Regions from separate parts of the Mus musculus genome. Here region 2 is linked to region 1. A link is a loop called in an ENCODE intact Hi-C map of the cell type or tissue named here. Cell type or tissue: heart. All regions are shown on one strand. Each heading gives the region's core, and the rest is flanking DNA. Links, peaks and the distances in the headings are about the cores only. Region 1 holds the start of Gm24240 (a small nucleolar RNA gene). Region 2 holds the start of Mta3 (metastasis associated 3).

Region 1 (8,334 bases), core at 160-8,159:
CCCTTGGGACCTGAGTTATATCCCCTTGTGAGCTATCGCGTAGGTGCCCGGAACCAAACATGGATCCTCTGCAAGAATAGCACATGTTCTTAACCACGGAAGCGTCTCTCCAGCCAGAAAGGAAGATCTTCTCGTATGCCAGCTCGAGGTGTGTGTAAATCTGTCTCTTGTCACAAACTCTCTCGTCACAGACCTCCCAGTGCAGGCAGGCTCTGTACAGGAGCGCTGTAGCACACCTAGCAGTTTTTTGATTGGCTAGTAGCATGCCTAGCGTTTTTTGATTGGCTAGTAGCATGCCTAGCGTTTTTTTGATTGGCTACAGCTGGGCACTGTGAATGCGGATGTTGGCACTGCTGAGTAGCTGAATCTTTTTTTGAAGCGAGGGATCACATGGCTGAGTTCTTTATAGAGAAGTTAAAAACATCTCCGGGCTTTGTTCTCCTGCTTTGTTAGGACAGTCCAGAACTCTGGTTCTAAATCGGGGACAGTAGGCATCCATCTCCACTGAAGGAACCTTGGCAGTGTCTGCGGATATTTTGGGTTGCCTCAGCTAGGAGGTTGCTTCTGCCATCTCCTGAGTAGAAGCCAGGGATGCTGTCAACTATCCTAACACATGACACACTCCCACTCACCTCGCACGCACGTGAGCACACACACACACACACACATACACATGCATGCACACCCACATACATTCAATCTCCACACCCTGAGCTCAATCTCCAGAAGTGCAAAAGTATCACATGTGGAAACTCTAAAACCCTGATATGATGTGATGGTGCCCAAAGATGGGGCATTTAGAAAGTAAGTAGGTCATGAAGCTAGGGTCCTCGTGAATGAAATCTGTGGGTGTCATGGTTATAGAGAGAGCTCCCTAGATCTCTTCTACCAGATGAAAATACAAGAAGGCATTGTGCAGCCTGGAAGATGGCGCTCCCCACAGCCCACCCACGCTGGCACCTGACCTCATAGGTGCAGCCTCTAAAACACATCCCTATCCTTTATGAGCCATCAGGACTATAGGATAGCATCCCAAACCAAGGCATCTTAAGACTAAGACATCTACTCACTGCACCGCAGAGCCCGTATGCCTCTTCCCTGGCCGCTCTAGCCAGTTAGAACTGGAACATGCCCGCCCACCCCACCCCCCCATCCGTGTGAGCTCTGGACGCTGCTTAGTCCCCAGCCTCCTGGTTGTTGTTTTTCCAATAGCTGGAACCTTTTCTTGCCTGTTTGAACAAGTATCAAGGCAACCCCATGTGTACTGCAGACGTATCTACACAGTCCCCTCCTCTCCAGTGTTGTGTCCACAAATTCCAGTTGCCTCACAGTTTTAAATGATGAACCCCACCTCCCGGTCTGTCAGAGTCCAGTGCTTGTTCTACAAAGCACCTCTAGGCAGAAGCCTCAACTAAGCACGGGCGTCCCAAAGGCTTGTCCCATACCTACAGACCTACGGATCTACGGACCTACAGACCCACGACCCAGAGGAATACCTGCTTTAGTTCCTGACTCTCTCAAAAGATGCCTGCATAGTACGCAGCCTTGAAAGACCAAGATCGCATCTCCCTGTGGAACACAGGGAAGCTTCGCCTCCTGCCCAGCGTTGTAAAGGCCATGTCTCCTTCTGGGATAAAGGCCAAAAGAACAAAAGTGCAAGGAACACTGCTGATTCCCTATGTTCTGGCTCCTCTTCTGCAACGCAGCTCACAGCAAACACCTGGACCTGCACGTCACCTGGTGGAAACTGGACGTGAAGGAACCAGAGTCGATGCTGACACACTGGCAGCGCTGTTTCTGTGAGTCATAAAGTTTCTCTCTGGCCTCAGAGTCTTTTGTCTTCTGCCAGCATCCATAAAATGAGAACAAACTAAGTTGTTAACTTGTAAATGTGCCCCCTTTTCTATTCTTAGAACTCTTCCTATCACAGGCTATCATTGTAAATGGTGTCTCACACACACACACACACACACACACACACACACACACACACAAACTTTTCTTCTTCTGGCTATCATCTATTGTGAAATACAATAATTTTAAGAAACAAATAAATCCAAAACTTTTAATGGCGATAGAATTAAGAAAGATTTTTTTAAAATTAACAATTGATAGTGACAAGAGAAAACATCTTACATTGAGTGCTTAGGAGAGGCCTCTGTGAACAGGAGACATTTAAACTGAGTCTGGGGCAGGGGGAGGAGGAGACACAAGGCAAGCAAGGGAAAATGCCTTCCAGGCAGAAGGGACAGCATCTGCAAAGTCCTGAGGCTGGAAGAGCTCAGGCAGGTTGGTATCTGGTGAGGAAGGGATGATCAGCCAGATTCAATGCAGAGGTTCTCAACTCCTCCATCTTTTAAAATCTACCCAGAATAGCCTGGCAGTGGTAGCACACACCTTTGGTCCCAGCACTTCATTCAAGAGGCAGGCAGACCTCTGAGCCCAAGGCCAGCCTGGTCTACAGAGAAAGTTCCAAGGCAGCCAGGCTTACCATGGAGAAATTCTATCTTGAACAACCAAAACAAATAGATATAAAATCTACACAGGAGCTTGTCAAATATGTCAGTATCGCAGCGCATCCCAGTTCAACTGCACTATAAGATTTTAAAGTAACACTTCGGGGTTGCACTAGGTTGCAAAAGGAAACTCTCCCTGTGCCTGTCTTTGTGTCTTTGTGCCCAGGTTGAATTGGGGAGCACATCTCCATGCGAGGGGAGTTCCACACTCAAGCTGATCTGCTCGGGACCTCACTCTCCTTGCTTTGCAGTCACCACTTGGTTATATCGCCTAACACCGTAACTGGCAACTGGCGGCTGCTTACCATCCATACAACACCAGGACTTGGGACAGACAGATGGGACTGACGTCATCCTGAGCTTTTATTTTGATTGTTATTTATTTAGAGGGGAGGCACTGTTTTGGTGGGGAGTTGTTTGTTTTGAGGGTTTTGTTTTTCTTTTCTTAAGAAAAATGTCATGTAGGTTGTCTAAAAATAAAATGCATTTAATTTTTTTTTTTAAGTGACACACACTTTTAATCCTAACAATTAGGAGACTGGGGCAGACGGACTTCGAACTTGAGTCTAACCTGGGCTGCATAGGGAGACTGTCTCCAAATGAGCAGGCACTGGGGATGAGGCTCCCTGACAGAACACCCGCTTAGTGCACACTACAGACGCTCACACAAGAAAAGGAAGCAGGGATGAACCATTGATGGCTGTTTAAAAAATATTTCTAGAAGACTTCAATGCATAGCCAACATTGAGTCTGACCCGAGGTCTTGAGCCTGCAGATCTTTATGGGACTTGGGTTTTTACTAAGGCATTTGGATTAGAGTTAAACAGAGGTTAAAGGCCACTGAAGGTATTTAAGCATAGAAAAGACACTTGATTAGATTTGAGTTTTAAAAGATTCCCTAGAGGCTGGAAAGAAGGATCCGTTGTCAAGAGCACAAGTTGCTCTTGCAGAGGAACTAGGTTTAAGCCCCAGCATCCATGCGGTCATTCCCAACCATCCGTAATTCCAGTTCTAATGGATCGAAAAGCCTTACCTCCTTGGGCACTGAGTAAGTACCTGGAGTGTAGACATACATGCAGACAAACGCATAAAATAAAATAAAAAAACCTTTAAAAACTTATTTTAGAAATAAAAATAAAGGACTCCCCCAAGAGCCGAGGATGCAATTTGGTCAGCAAAGAAGTCTGGCACGTGTGTGTCTCACTGAGTCCCATTCTGCACGTTACTATTTGCTTGCTTGCTTCTTTGGTGTGCCAGCCAGTGGCTAAAGCCAAAAATGCTGAGCTCAGGCAAGCTAAGCTAGTGCTCTGCCACAGTGGAATTTCCAAGCCATATATATATGTGTATGTATATATATATACATATATATGTATGTATATATACATACATATATATGTATGTATATATATATACACACACATATATATGCTTTAATAATTGATTTATTTTTAAGATTTATTTATCTATATTCTGTGTGTATGTGTGTTGCATGAATATATATATTCATACAGGCAACACATACACACAGAATATATACATATATACACTCCCCATATAGGTTTAGTGTCCATGAAGTTAGATGAGAGTCTTGATCCCTCCAGGAACTGGAGTTACAGACATCTAATGAGCTGCTGTGTGGGTTCTGAGTCCTTTGGAAGAACAGCCAGTGCTCTTAACCACTGAGCCATCACTTCAGCCCCAATATTTGGTTTCTCTGTGTGAACAGTCATGCAAAACTCAGTGTGATTATATCTGTCCATTGCCAGCAGGTGGCGCCACAAAATCACACCTAGCAAGGAAAATGCTACCCTCTTCCAACAAAGCCGCATCACAGACCTTGCTAGGCTTTAGAGAATGATCCTCAGACCTTACAGGGGCTGGGGGCGTGGGGGGTGTCATCTATCTCAGGTATAAGCATTGTTTGCCACTGTATCATCTTTCCCAACATAATCCCTCACAAATTAAAGGTAGAAAAATGCAGTGGCTGGGGATATGGTTTAAATCAATAAAGTGTGCCACGTAAACAAATACACAACAGCCAAGTGAAAGGCTAGGCATGGAACACACTTGTATAATTCAGTGCTGAGACAAGCCGACCCCCTGGTGCTCTCTGGGCAGCCAGTGTTGCCAAAGTGGCACAGTCTGGATTTAGTGAGACCCAGTCTCAAAAACTAAGGCGGAGGGGCTGAAGCCAAGGCTCGACGGGTAAACTCCCAGTTACTGCTCTTAAAGATGATCCAGACTTGGTTCCTGTCACCCACATGGAAGTTCACAATGGTTTGTAACTCCAGCTTCAGGGGTTCCATTACCGTCTTCAGAGCCCTTTGAGGGTACCAGGCATGCATATCATACATACATACACACATACATACATACATACACACACACATATACATACATATACACACACACATACATACACATAACACATATACACACATACACACACATATGTGTATACACACACACACACACACATATATATATATATATATATATATACACACACACATACATACATACAGGCAAAACACTCATATACATAAAATAAAAATAAGTAAATCTTTTAAAAAAAAATAAGGTGGAAAGTGAAAAATAAAGACACACCTGACAGCAACCTCTGGCCTCCATGTGCACACACCACATACAGGTACAGCACACACCCATGCATTGCTCGATTACTCACATAAGTGTGTGTGAGCACACACATACACACACACACACACACACACACACACACACGATAGATAGATAGATAGATAGATAGATAGATAGATAGATAGATCGATAGATAGATAGACAGACGGTCTCTATGGGAGACACAGAAGACAAAAGGACCCAGAGAAAATGAGAAGTAGAAAGGCTGGCTCAGGAAGTGGATTTCACAGTCCCACTGACAGAAGCCACTGAGCCGTCTGTCCGCAAGGCAAGGTGACAGAAGTCAGCCTTTGCGGCAACCAGCTGGCCCCACCTGCTCACAGTGGGCCTCTGACCCTGATCGTCCCTTCCAGCTGACTTTTATTTGATACCTGGTATGTGCCGGGGACCTGTGAGAAGTGCTCTGGACACTTCCAGCCTGGGAAGAGACATAAAGCTTAAGGGACAGCATCTCTATAGCATCCCGGGCTTTAAAGGGATCCCCAGACCTTTCCCCTTCTGCCTTCCTCTTCCCAGTTTGAGGAGTGCTCAGTTAAGCCAGATACCCCAGAATTGGAGTCTGAGGAACACCCTCCTGACCTATAGGACCTCGGATCCCCAGTATCCTCCTAGCCCCTCTGACCACAGTCTCCATCATCAGTCCACCTCTCACCTGTCTGTCTCAGAGCCAAGCCTGTGACCTCTGCTCACCCTGTCCACCGCCACAGGTGCCCTTCACTAGCGGGTCCAGAAAGGAGGATGCCTCTGCTTGCCTGGAGACCGTTGCTCCGCACATTTTACCCAAGCAACTCGGATCTTACCACTCTTCTCACTGCAAACCGCCGCCGCCATCAGTTCCCTTGGGTTCACAAAAGCCCAGCTTTACAGCAAGAACTTGGGCCAGCAAGGACCTATTCACAGGGACCAGCCTAGCCAACTGCTCTCGGTGAGGAGCCAGGAATGTGAAAACGTTAATGGTTGCAGGGCTGCTTGCCCTTCTGCACCCCCACCCTCCAGTGCTCCCCCGTTGCCCTATCCCTTCCTCTGAACTGGGTCTGTTGTATCCGTGCGGATCAAGAGTCAAGACCTCCGGGGTTGAGGGACAGGAGGGAAGGAGGCTCTAGGGAAATCCGTACAACTCAGAGGGCCCTCTGTCTCTGCCGTTCCTTCTGCCAGGTCTCCATTCCCTCTCACACCCACCCCCCTCAGCACCCCAGGGGGGTTCACTTTACTCTCCTGCTCTGACTGGGAGAGACCACGCCTTTGACTGAGACCACGCCTTAACTCCTCCCCAGCCCAGAGTCCACACACGGCCCAGGTCCCAGAACCTTGGAACCTTGAATTATTCCGCTTGAACCCCTAAGAGGTCACAGCGGTGATGTTCTTTCCATAAAATGATAAAAGTAACCATCCGACTAAGTAGCCCTCAGATGCCAGGCACCCACTGGCCCCAACTCCAGCCCACTGGGCTTGTGCATTCCTCGGAACTCTCTCCTTCCATCCCCACCCCTACATTTCCTGTCAGTCCCTACTATCCCCTGTTGGGGTGTCTATGCCCACTGATCCCGGGGGGGGGGGGGTGGGGAACAGGACTGACAGAACCCACCCCCTTATGAACACTGGAGGAGGAAGTAGCTACTGGAGGTCACTGTCTTGGCCATTTCCTGTTTCAGGAACAAAGATGCCAAAATATGTTCCTTTTTCTTATGAAAAAAATGTAGGGGTTTTGAGAGTTGGAATTCCCAGAACCATTGTCGATGCTGTGAGCTGACCGGGTTGGAAGCCTTTGCCAAGGCTGCCTGGGCTGTTCTCACGGGTGAGTGTCTAGAGGCAGTTCTGGAAATGATGTCTGGATCTCTCTCACTGATGGACAGGCCTGACCTCAGCCTCCTGTCCTCCCAGGGTTCAGGGGGAACTTATGCAGAGGAGAGAGTCCCCTCTCCAGACCTTTGGCTACTTGGATGGCCTGAAAGGGTGAAACATAAGATACAGCAGCACTTGGGCTTTGAGCTTAAAGTCACTCTGTCCTGAAGGCAGACAGCTTAGTGAAAGCCATTTCTGTCCTCTGTCTCAGGCTAGGCCACTTATAAGCCCCATCGGAATGACCAAATAGTATCAATTTGCATGAAACCAGAACCTTCTAGGCTGTCCAGGAATGGGGGAGCATGGAAGTAAAGGGGATCGGGAAAACGGGGCTCTACCAATACGACCAAGATAGACAGACCTAGAGCCGGGACAGGAATGTCCACGAGTCGGTGTGGCCTCGGGAGACACAGAGCCAAGCCCCCAGGACCTTCCCATCCTGGATCTGGGTAGCAGGTGGCAAGTACCCTCTGTGTGCTGGCTCCATATTGGCCAGCTTTGCCTCTGGTCTATGTTGTTAGTATCGGGCCTGCCCAATTCCCTCCTCATCCTTCTTATTCATTCAACAAACATTTAAGCAGTCTTTATACTGGAAGGTAAACACTACTAGACGGTAGGTCCCCAAAGGTATATGAGATTCACCAGGGCCCTGGCGTGGTGAAGCTAACATCTAACTAGGAAGATACACGGAAAAGCTTTTGTTCACAATCCAGTGTGAGAAAAGCCTTTGTTCACAATCCAGTGTGAAAGTCCGATCGTATATAGGCCATGGAAACGGACAAAGTGCAAGACCCAGGGGAGAATCCACAGACAATAGAAGACTATTGACCTGGCTGAACATTTTGTGTGTGATCTCCATTTTCATCGTGTGGGTCCTGGGGTTTGAACTCAGATCGTCAGGCCTGGCCTCAAGCACCTTTACCGGGTGGGCCATCTCAACAGGCCAAATGTATTATCAATCAAAGCAATCGTCTCAAGGGAAAGTAGAGAGACAGTCTAGATCCGTCCACCCCTGTTCCAAGCAATAGGGGCCAAACTCCTAGGAAAGGTTACGTGGGCCCCACTTAGGATCCGCCCTCTGTCTTCCCACCTCCTAATCCCTAACCTGATCAAACTGTTGGTTCTGTTCAGAAGAGAGGAGCCTTCTCACCTGACTCTTCAGCCGGGCGTGGTGGCGCACGCCTTTAATCTCAGCACTCCGGAGGCAGAGGCAGGCGGATTTCTGAGTTCAAGGCCAGCCTGGTGTACAAAGTTAGTTCCAGGACAGCGAGGGCTATACAGAGAAACCGTGTCTCAAAAAACAAAACAAACAAAAAAC
Region 2 (8,334 bases), core at 119-8,118, 430 kb after region 1:
GGCAGATTTCTGAGTTCGAGGCCAGCCTGGTCTACAAAGTGAGTTCCAGGACAGCCAGGGCTATACAGAGAAACCCTGTCTTGAAAATCCAAAAAAAAAAAAAAAAAAAAAAAAAAAAAAAAAAAAAAAGAAGAAAGAAAAAACCAAACCAAACCAAACAAAACCCAAAAATACTAAGTGCTGAGATTAAAGATGTGTGCCACCATGCCTGTCTCTTTTCTTATTTTTATATTTATTTGTGTGTGTGTCCACATGTGTATATGTGTGTGAGCATGTTTATGTGTGTGTGTATGTGTTTGGGCGTGTGTGCATATGTGTGTATGTCTGTGTGCATGCGTATGTGTCTATGTGTGAGTGCATGTGTGTCTATGTGTGTTTGTGTGTATATTGTGTGTAGGGGGTATGTGTGTATGCACCTATGTGTGCGTGCATATGTATGTGTGGCATGCATGGGTGTGTGGCACGCATGTGGAAGGTTGAAGAACAGTTTTATAGAAGCTGCTTTTCCTCCATCATGTATGCCCGGGGACTGAACTCAGGTCTTCAGGCTTGGTGGCAAGTGGCTTTACCCACTGAGCCTTCTAGGCAGTGATGTGGTGATGCTGTCTCTTTCTTTCTTCTTTGTCTTTCTTTCAGATAAGGTCTCATGTAGCTCCGGCTGGTCCTCCTGCCTCTATCTCCAGAAAGCTAAGATGGCAGGCATAGGCTGCCACACCTGGCTCATTTGCAGCATTCTTGCAAATGGAAGAGTGGGTTTATAGAGACCAACAGAGGGAACACTCTGGGCCTCAAGCAATGCCTTCCATGTGTTTCTTTAATTACAACAGCCATACTAGGAAGCTTTGTCCATGGGGAGACCCCATTTACTCTGGTGTTACTGACATGCTGTAGGGGACATCTCTTCCATAGGGATACTGGAGATGGCCAGAGAGAAATGTGACGTAACAAATATGAAGTCCTTAACATGGGACACCACACCTGGCTTATTCAGTGTTGGGGATGAAGATGCATGTGGGGTGTGTATTCTACCAACAGAGCTACAACTTCAGCCCCCATCTATTTATTTATTTTACTTTAAGACTTTTTTTATTTATGTGTGTGTTTGTGTGCTTGTGTGTAGGTGTGTGTGAAGGCCAGAAGAAGGTGTTGAATGCTCTGGAGCTGGAGTTAGAGACGACTGCAGGTCCTCTGATATGGGTGTGTCTTAGTCAGGGTTTCTTTTGTTTTTTGTTTGTTTGTTTGTTTGTTTTTGTTTTGTTTTTTTTTTTTGGTTTTTCGAGACAGGGTTTCTGTGTGTAGCCCTGGCTGTCCTGGAACTCACTCTGTAGACCAGGGTGGCCTCAAACTCAGAAATCTGCCTGCCTCTGCCTCCCGAGTGCTGGGATTAAAGGCATGCGCCACCACGCCCGGCTAGTCAGGATTTCTATTCCTGCACAAACATCATGACCAAGAAGCAGTTGGGGAGGAAAGGGTTTATTCAGCTTACATTTCCACACTGCCGTTCATCACCAAGGAAGTCAGGACTGGAACTCAAGCAGGTCAGAAAGCAGGAGCTGATGCAGAGGCCATGGAGGGATGTTCTTTACTGGCTTGCTTCCCCTGGCTTGCTCAGCCTGCTTTCTTATAGAACCAAGACTACCAGCCCAGAGATGGCCCCACCCACAAGGGGCCTTTCTCCCTTGATCACTAATTGAGAAAATGCCTTACAGTTGGATCTCATGGAGGCATTTCCTCAACTGAAGCTCCTTTCTTTGTGATAACTCCAGCTGTGTCAAGTTGATACAAAACTAGCCAGTACAGGGTTCTTCTGGGATCCTAACTCCATGCACTCCTGAAACAGCAATGCATGCTCTGGTTGCTGAGCCTCCCTCCCTTCCCCACTCTTTAAGATACTGAGCATTTCCAATATAGAGGACCCTGTTTTGGAGCTGGAGGTAGAAGGAGCTTAAGACAGAGAAGATAGGGGAGACAGGGGAGTCTGAATTGGCCACCACCATTACTTCCTGTTCTGACCCAGGTCTAAGTCTTTAATGGGGGCTCCAGGCTATGACTGGAGAAAAGCTGAGTGTGGACAGGTGTGGGAAATGTTCTTAGCACTTTTCACATACCTGTTGTGGTAAGTATAGAGACCTCAAAAAACCTGAGGAAATGGGAAGAGCAGATAAGGAAGTAATAAGAATACAGAAATACTTTGAGGAAGGATTTTTTTTTTTTACTTATTATTTTGCTTTTGAGATGGACTCTCATGTAGTCTAGGATGGCGTCATGAAATTGTGTAGCTGAGGAAAACTTGAGTTTCTCCTTCCTGCCGTCTTCCTACCTTCACTTTCAACCCAAGGATTGGGTTTAGAAGCATAGGCTATCATTCTTGACTTATTTTCTGGTGGGCCTCTAACCCAGAGCTTCAGGTATGGTAGGATCTAGTCACATCTTAGTCAGCTATAACCCAGCCATGGAGCTCAGGCTAACCTCAAATTCCCCGTGCAGTTTAGGATAATCTTGAACTCCTGCTATTCCTGCCTCTACCCCCCAACTGGACTTTAAGAAAAACTTAGTGTGTATGTGTGCATGTATGTAGGCTATAATGGGCATGTGTGTATGTGTGTATGTGTGCATGTGTGAAGTCTATGATGGGCATGTGTGTATGTGTGCATGTATGAAGTTTATGATGGGCATGTTTATCTGTGCATGTATGAAGTCCATGATGTACATGTGGGGCTCTGTGGACAACTTTTGGGAATTAATTTTCTCTTTCCAATGTATTTGTTCCAGGGGTCGAACTTGTCAGCAAGCATGTTTACCTGCTGAGCCATCTCCTATGCACCTCCAGCCCTACTCTTGTTCATATTTATTACTTAAAAATAATGAGAAAGCCTTCTAAAACTTATGATCCATTTCTTTGAATTTTCAGGCGGCATTCTTAGTAGAAGACAGACTTTGCGGTTCATGCTGTTTGGGCCAGAGGGATTAGTTCTGATGCCGGAATACTATTCCAGGTGAACTATCAGCTGATGTGTGTCAGTTTAGAAATGGAGAGTGGTTTCAGATAAGTCACATTATATTTTCGGTAGGATCCCCAGTAAAAGAGTTATGATAAATGATAAATAACAGCTATACTGTCAGCATACCAGAGCTCTTTTGTTTTCTTCCCTGGGCCAGAAGGGCTGAGGACTCACAGTTTGCAAGCTACCAGCGAATCTGAGGCTTTCCAGAGTACAAAAGAATCGACAGACACCTGCTATTCTCAATATTGGATGCTAGAGGAGCTTCAACCAAAATGCAGTCTTCTTTTCCCGGGACAACTCCTACTTTGGCACAGCCCTTTAAATCAGCATCACCAGGCACTCCAACCCACAATACTAGGCCAATGTTTATTGTGCAACAAGGCCTGGGTGTAGTTTGGAATGCCTTGGCTTTCCTAAAAGAAGTTATGTGTTCATTGGGGAGAGTCAGTCAGGAAGATCTCGCTCTGTATCCCAAGCTGGCCACAAACTGGAGCGCCTCCAGCCTTTGCCTATGGAATACTAGGGTTACAGGTGTTTAGTACTATGAGGACCATCTATATTCAAAACCTCATAGAGGGTGTGAGGAACGTGAAAAGGGATCTATAGCTACTCAGCATGGGAAAACTAGCCACTTAAGAGCTTTCTGATGGGACAAGTGATCCTACACCTGTAATATAACCCAGCACTCAGGAGGCTGAGGCAGGAGGCTACAAGAGCCAGCCTGAACTGAGACCCGTATTAAAACAAGTAATGTTGGTGAGGTAGCTCAGTATAGCCAGGCCTGACTATCTGAGTTCAATCTCTACTCCTATGATAGACCTATACATATATATCTCATAGCATTCATGCCCTCACATGATAGATAGATAAATAGATGCATGGATGGATAGATAAGTAAATAAGTGTATTAAGAATTTAAAAACAAACCAACAAACATGAAAAGTTAGTTCTATAGTTAAATGACTAGCCTGTGCAAAGACCTGGCTTCAATCCCCATTAATGCAAAAAAAAAAAAAAACCAAAAAACCAAAAACGGGGATTGGGGCGAGGACGTGCTTTTTGACATAAAACTAGTTAGCTGACCAGCAACCCCAAGCTGTTAGACACGACCTCCTCCTTTTGATGGGGGGAAAACTGCGGATTGTGGAAACCCTGTTCTTCTACCGGCAAAGGAAGCCCTCTTGTGCTGAAGGCCTCCCCTGGTCAAAGCACACGCTGTACACAAAGCCTGTTTAGAGGCAGGGCTAGAGGATGTGTGTGTGTGTGTGTGTGTGTGGGGGGGGGGGTCGGTTTTGTTCAGCCCAGTTTTGGCACAGCCACGACTGACCTGCCAGTGTGGTCGGGGTGAGAAAGTCAGCTTCCAGTTCTTTTCATAGCTGGGTCTCAGACTTGAGCAAGCTGCAAGTACGTAGGGTCTTCTTGGCCCCAGGGCCTGTAGGCTCTAAAGCCACCAAACGTCCTCTCACCACGAGGGAGGGACGCAAACAAGCATCTGTCGCTTGCATTGGCTGCATCGGAGAGTTGTACCCAGAAGGGCGTTCGTGTGCTTGAGGTCACACATAGAGGGGTGTCCCTGGGGAACAGAAGCAGGAAAGGAGAACCTGTCCCAAGGTGGACAGGTGACGCGGGCGAGAGAGACGCTCGGAGTGGCTGAACCTCTGTCCCCACCCTGGTTCTTCCACAGCCCCTGACCCTGGTGTGCTACCCCGAGGCTAGTGCGGGTGGCCCCTGGGGTCTTCGGCCCCCCGCAGCCCGCCGCCCCGTTCCCGCCGTGCTCCGGCCTCCCGGGCCCGCTCGGCGTCGCTCTGCCGGCGCTGGGGGCGGGCACAGCCCCCTCCCTCGGTGTCCCCTCCCCGTCCCTCCCCCTCCCCCGTGGCGAGGCGGCGGCGGCGGCGGCAGCGGCGGCGGTCGAGGCTGAGGCGGCGGCGGCGGGCGGGGCTCGGCTCGGGCTCCGCGGGCGGGCGGGCGGACATGGCGGCCAACATGTACCGGGTCGGAGGTAGGAAGGCTCGGCCCTTCCCGGCCCGTCGGGGAGCGGGCGGTGGGAGCGGGGGTCCGGGCAGCGCACGCTTACTGCCAGCAGCCCGGGAGCCCGGGGCTGAGGGCGCCGCGGGCGGGGCGCAGGGGGATCCCCACCCCCACTCCCCTCCCCCACCGCTCCTGCCCGGCGTCTCGGGGCCAGGCCTCTTCTGGGGACACGCATCGGACACCCCCTTTACGAACGCCCCAAAGGGACAGAGCCCCTGCAAGCCCCCTAGCTGAGTGGTCTTTCCCTCGCGTGGCTTTTGGGCACGAGGGAGGGGGGCTTGAGCACCCCTCACCCCAAACCCCGGCTTCTGCCTCGGTGTTAGCGTGGGCTGGGGACGATGGTGGCCCAGGTGGGGGGCAGAGCTCGACAGGCCTGTTTGCAGAGCCCGGGCCCTGCACCGTCGCTGCTTCACCCCCCATTCCCTTCGGTTTCCCGTTCAGTCCCCCTGAGAGTGGGGCTGTGTGTGGGGCCAGGGAGCCGCAGCCCCAGGTAGGGAGTAGAGCTCAGCCTGGACGTTGGCTCTGCTGTCTGTCTTTCCAGCCTTCTGCAGAAGAGAGAGAAATAAGGTCAAACAAACTTTCCCTGCTCACGACGCCCTCCCTCCCTCCTTCCTGGTAAAATAATAATTCAGATAAGTGGCGTGTTTGTGAGTGAGACTTGCTCTTCCGTCTTTGCTCATTAGCCGAGCTCCTGATGGATGATGGTGGGGGAATGGCCTGGCTAAATGAGGCCACTTAGCAGCAGAGGGCTGGGAGAGAGCCGCCTAGGTAGACCGTGACTGTGCAGTCTAGTCTCTCAGGTAAACACATAGTGGGAAGTTTCCAGCCACTCTGTAGAGGAAAAATCCTGTACCTTTGGTTGAAAACTTGCCATGGTTTCTTTATAAGAAGGGTCTAAATGGAGTTGAATCAAATATAAAAAAAGGGGGGAAAAAAAACAACCCAACACCCAGCCCCTATTCCTCACCATCCCAGGTAGAGCAAGGAAAAGTTTGATACCTGCTTGCCCTTACACATTCTGCCTGCCGATTTTTTTTTTTAAGTTGATGTTTGAAATGAATTTGGGCTGTTAAGCCTTTCTTTTTCTCCTGATTTGTCTCAGGTCAACACTTTTATGTAAGAATCGTTGTTGAGGGCTGGTTGGATTGGAGGGATGAGGCGCTAGTGGGAGGCTGCGTTGATGAGCTCTGATACATAGTGATGAAGGGGTTTGCCTATCATGTTGTGGTGGGGTTGTTTGGTTGTTTGAGGCAAGGTGTCTACTTAGGCCTAGATGCCCTAGGATTCAGTCCTAGACCAGGCTGGCCTCACAGAGATCTGCTTGCCTCTGCTCCATAGGTGCTGGGATTTAAGACCTGTGCTTTTTGTTGTTGTTTGAGGCAAAGTCTTGCTATGTAGCACGAGGCTGGCCTCTGCTTTGTGATTCTCCTGCCTTTGTGTCCCACTCCCCCCAATTACAGCAAGCCATGCTTTTTTTTGTTTTTTTTTTTAAATTAAATAATTAATTCAAGGGTGACCACTGTGGCACATGCCAGTAAATTCAGCCTGTAAGTGTTGGGCCAGGAGGCTTAGGAGTTGAAGGCCAGTCTCAATTACTTCACCAGTTCTTGCCAGCCCGGACTGCTATTTTCAAAAAGAAAATGAAATGTAAGCAGGATGTGGTACGTGGTACATACCACTAATCTCCACTTGAGTGTGTGAGGCTGGGGGATGTTGAGTTAGTTCTAGATGAGCTTGGGCTACTTCGTCAGGGGTGGGAATTCTAGGACGGTGATAAACTTGGAACCGCTTACAGAGGCTGCCTTACAGTGGCTTGCCTACTTCCTAACGCATAGGGAATTGTAGCCCAAGAGATGGTGGCTCACCTTTAATCCCAGCTCTCCAGTCCTGGGCAGAGGCAGGCAGGTCTCTGCTGTGAGTTTGAGGCCAGTCTGGTGAACAAGGCAAGCTCTCTGAGACATGCCGAGCTATCTCATGTGACCCTGTCTAAAACAAAACGGAAAATAAACAAAAACAAGAAAAGGGCTCTGAGCTGTCAAATGTGAGCTCTTGGTTGAAAAGACCTGTGCGTTTTTTGTTTGCAGACTACGTTTATTTTGAGAATTCCTCCAGCAACCCGTACCTCATCAGACGGATAGAGGAGCTCAACAAGGTGAGTGAGCAGTGTGGCATCACCTGGCCAACACCGAAGCGCTTCCCCTTTAAGGGTTACTGGGTAAAGGGCCCGAGAGGTGATTTTTACTTTCAGTTCCAGGCTAATTACAGAGTTCTGCAGGCATCTGAATATTTGTTGGCTTCTTATAAAGATTTTTGACCCATGTTACGTTTGTTTCTTCAGATTGCTTTGAACCTTGAAGATCAGGCCAGTTGTGTGTAACTTGACTTCTGTTCATATTTAAGACTGTAGGCATGTTTCATATTTAAACATTAGGCATGTTTGTTTGAGCTAGGCTTACAATGACTTCCAAAAAAATCTCAATCCTCCTGCCTCAGTTTCCCAAGCGCTGTTTCACATCTGCTAGTGAATGAGTATATTCCTCCTCGAGCTTTAGAAGGAAGAATCTAATTTGGGCGTGGTGGTTCATGCCTAGAGTCAGGGGCATGGCAGCCCAGTGTCAGCCAGTCTCAGCCTCCACCCCTCCCCACAACACACAAAATTGTAAAATGAGTCGGCGGCGTGACAGGCACCTGATACCTAGTTTGAGTTTGTCCTGCGTTGTATCACTGAGACTGTCTTAAAAAAACAAAATGAGAGGCTGAGGAGATGACTTGCAAGCATGAGGACTTGAGTTCAATTCCCAGAATCTGAAAGAAAAACCGGTTTAGTGGCTCAGGCTGATAATCCTGCCCTGGGGCTTCCGCACCAGCCAACCAGGCTCTCCTACTTGGAGAGTTCCAAGCTAGCAAGAGAGACAGAACTCAAAAATGAAAGGAAAAGAAAATGAGCTGGCCAGAGCACACACCTTTCTTTAATTCTGGCACTAGGTAGGCAAAGGCAGAGACAGGTGGGTTTCTGAGTTCAAGGCCAGCCTGGTCTACAAGAGATCCAGGACAGCAGGGCTACACAGAGAAACCCTGTCTCAAAAAAATCCAAACCGAACAGGCAAACAAATGAACCAAAGTACTTGATGAATAGTAATGTTATATATTAGCATAAACCTTAGACAGTTTAGAGACTCATTAGTTCAACAATTGTTTACTTAATGCCTTTAACTATGTGCCAACCACTTATCCTAAAATACTTAAAATGTACTATTGACTGAAACAAACAAACAAACAAAAAAACTGCGGTACACACTGG

What was found. Peaks named below come from ENCODE experiments on the same cell type or tissue, not always from the same donor. Only the 100,000 strongest peaks of a DNase experiment are listed, where the experiment ranks them.
Region 2: it touches region 1 in a loop (3-fold over the local background); 2 of 42 quality-filtered maps call a loop at or near these places.

What each region holds. Positions count from the first base shown.
Region 1 is chr17:83,267,403-83,275,736 of GRCm38, forward strand. It overlaps Gm24240 (a small nucleolar RNA gene), which reads left to right and starts at 2,569; the gene lies at 2,569-2,703. In heart, for the core only: a CTCF peak has its summit at 4,274 (motif pointing right); DNase peaks (open chromatin) are centred at 279, 4,331, 6,689, 6,889 and 1 weaker place; H3K4me3 peaks cover 1,656 bases; H3K27ac peaks cover 1,607 bases.
Region 2 is chr17:83,701,282-83,709,615 of GRCm38, forward strand. Mta3 (metastasis associated 3) reads left to right here and starts at 4,903. Exons shown (of 17, transcript NM_001379391.1): 1 at 4,903-5,004; 2 at 7,118-7,185. The coding sequence starts at 4,977. In heart, for the core only: no CTCF peak of the experiment used is centred there; DNase peaks (open chromatin) are centred at 3,370, 4,590 and 4,860; H3K4me3 peaks cover 2,429 bases; H3K27ac peaks cover 2,482 bases.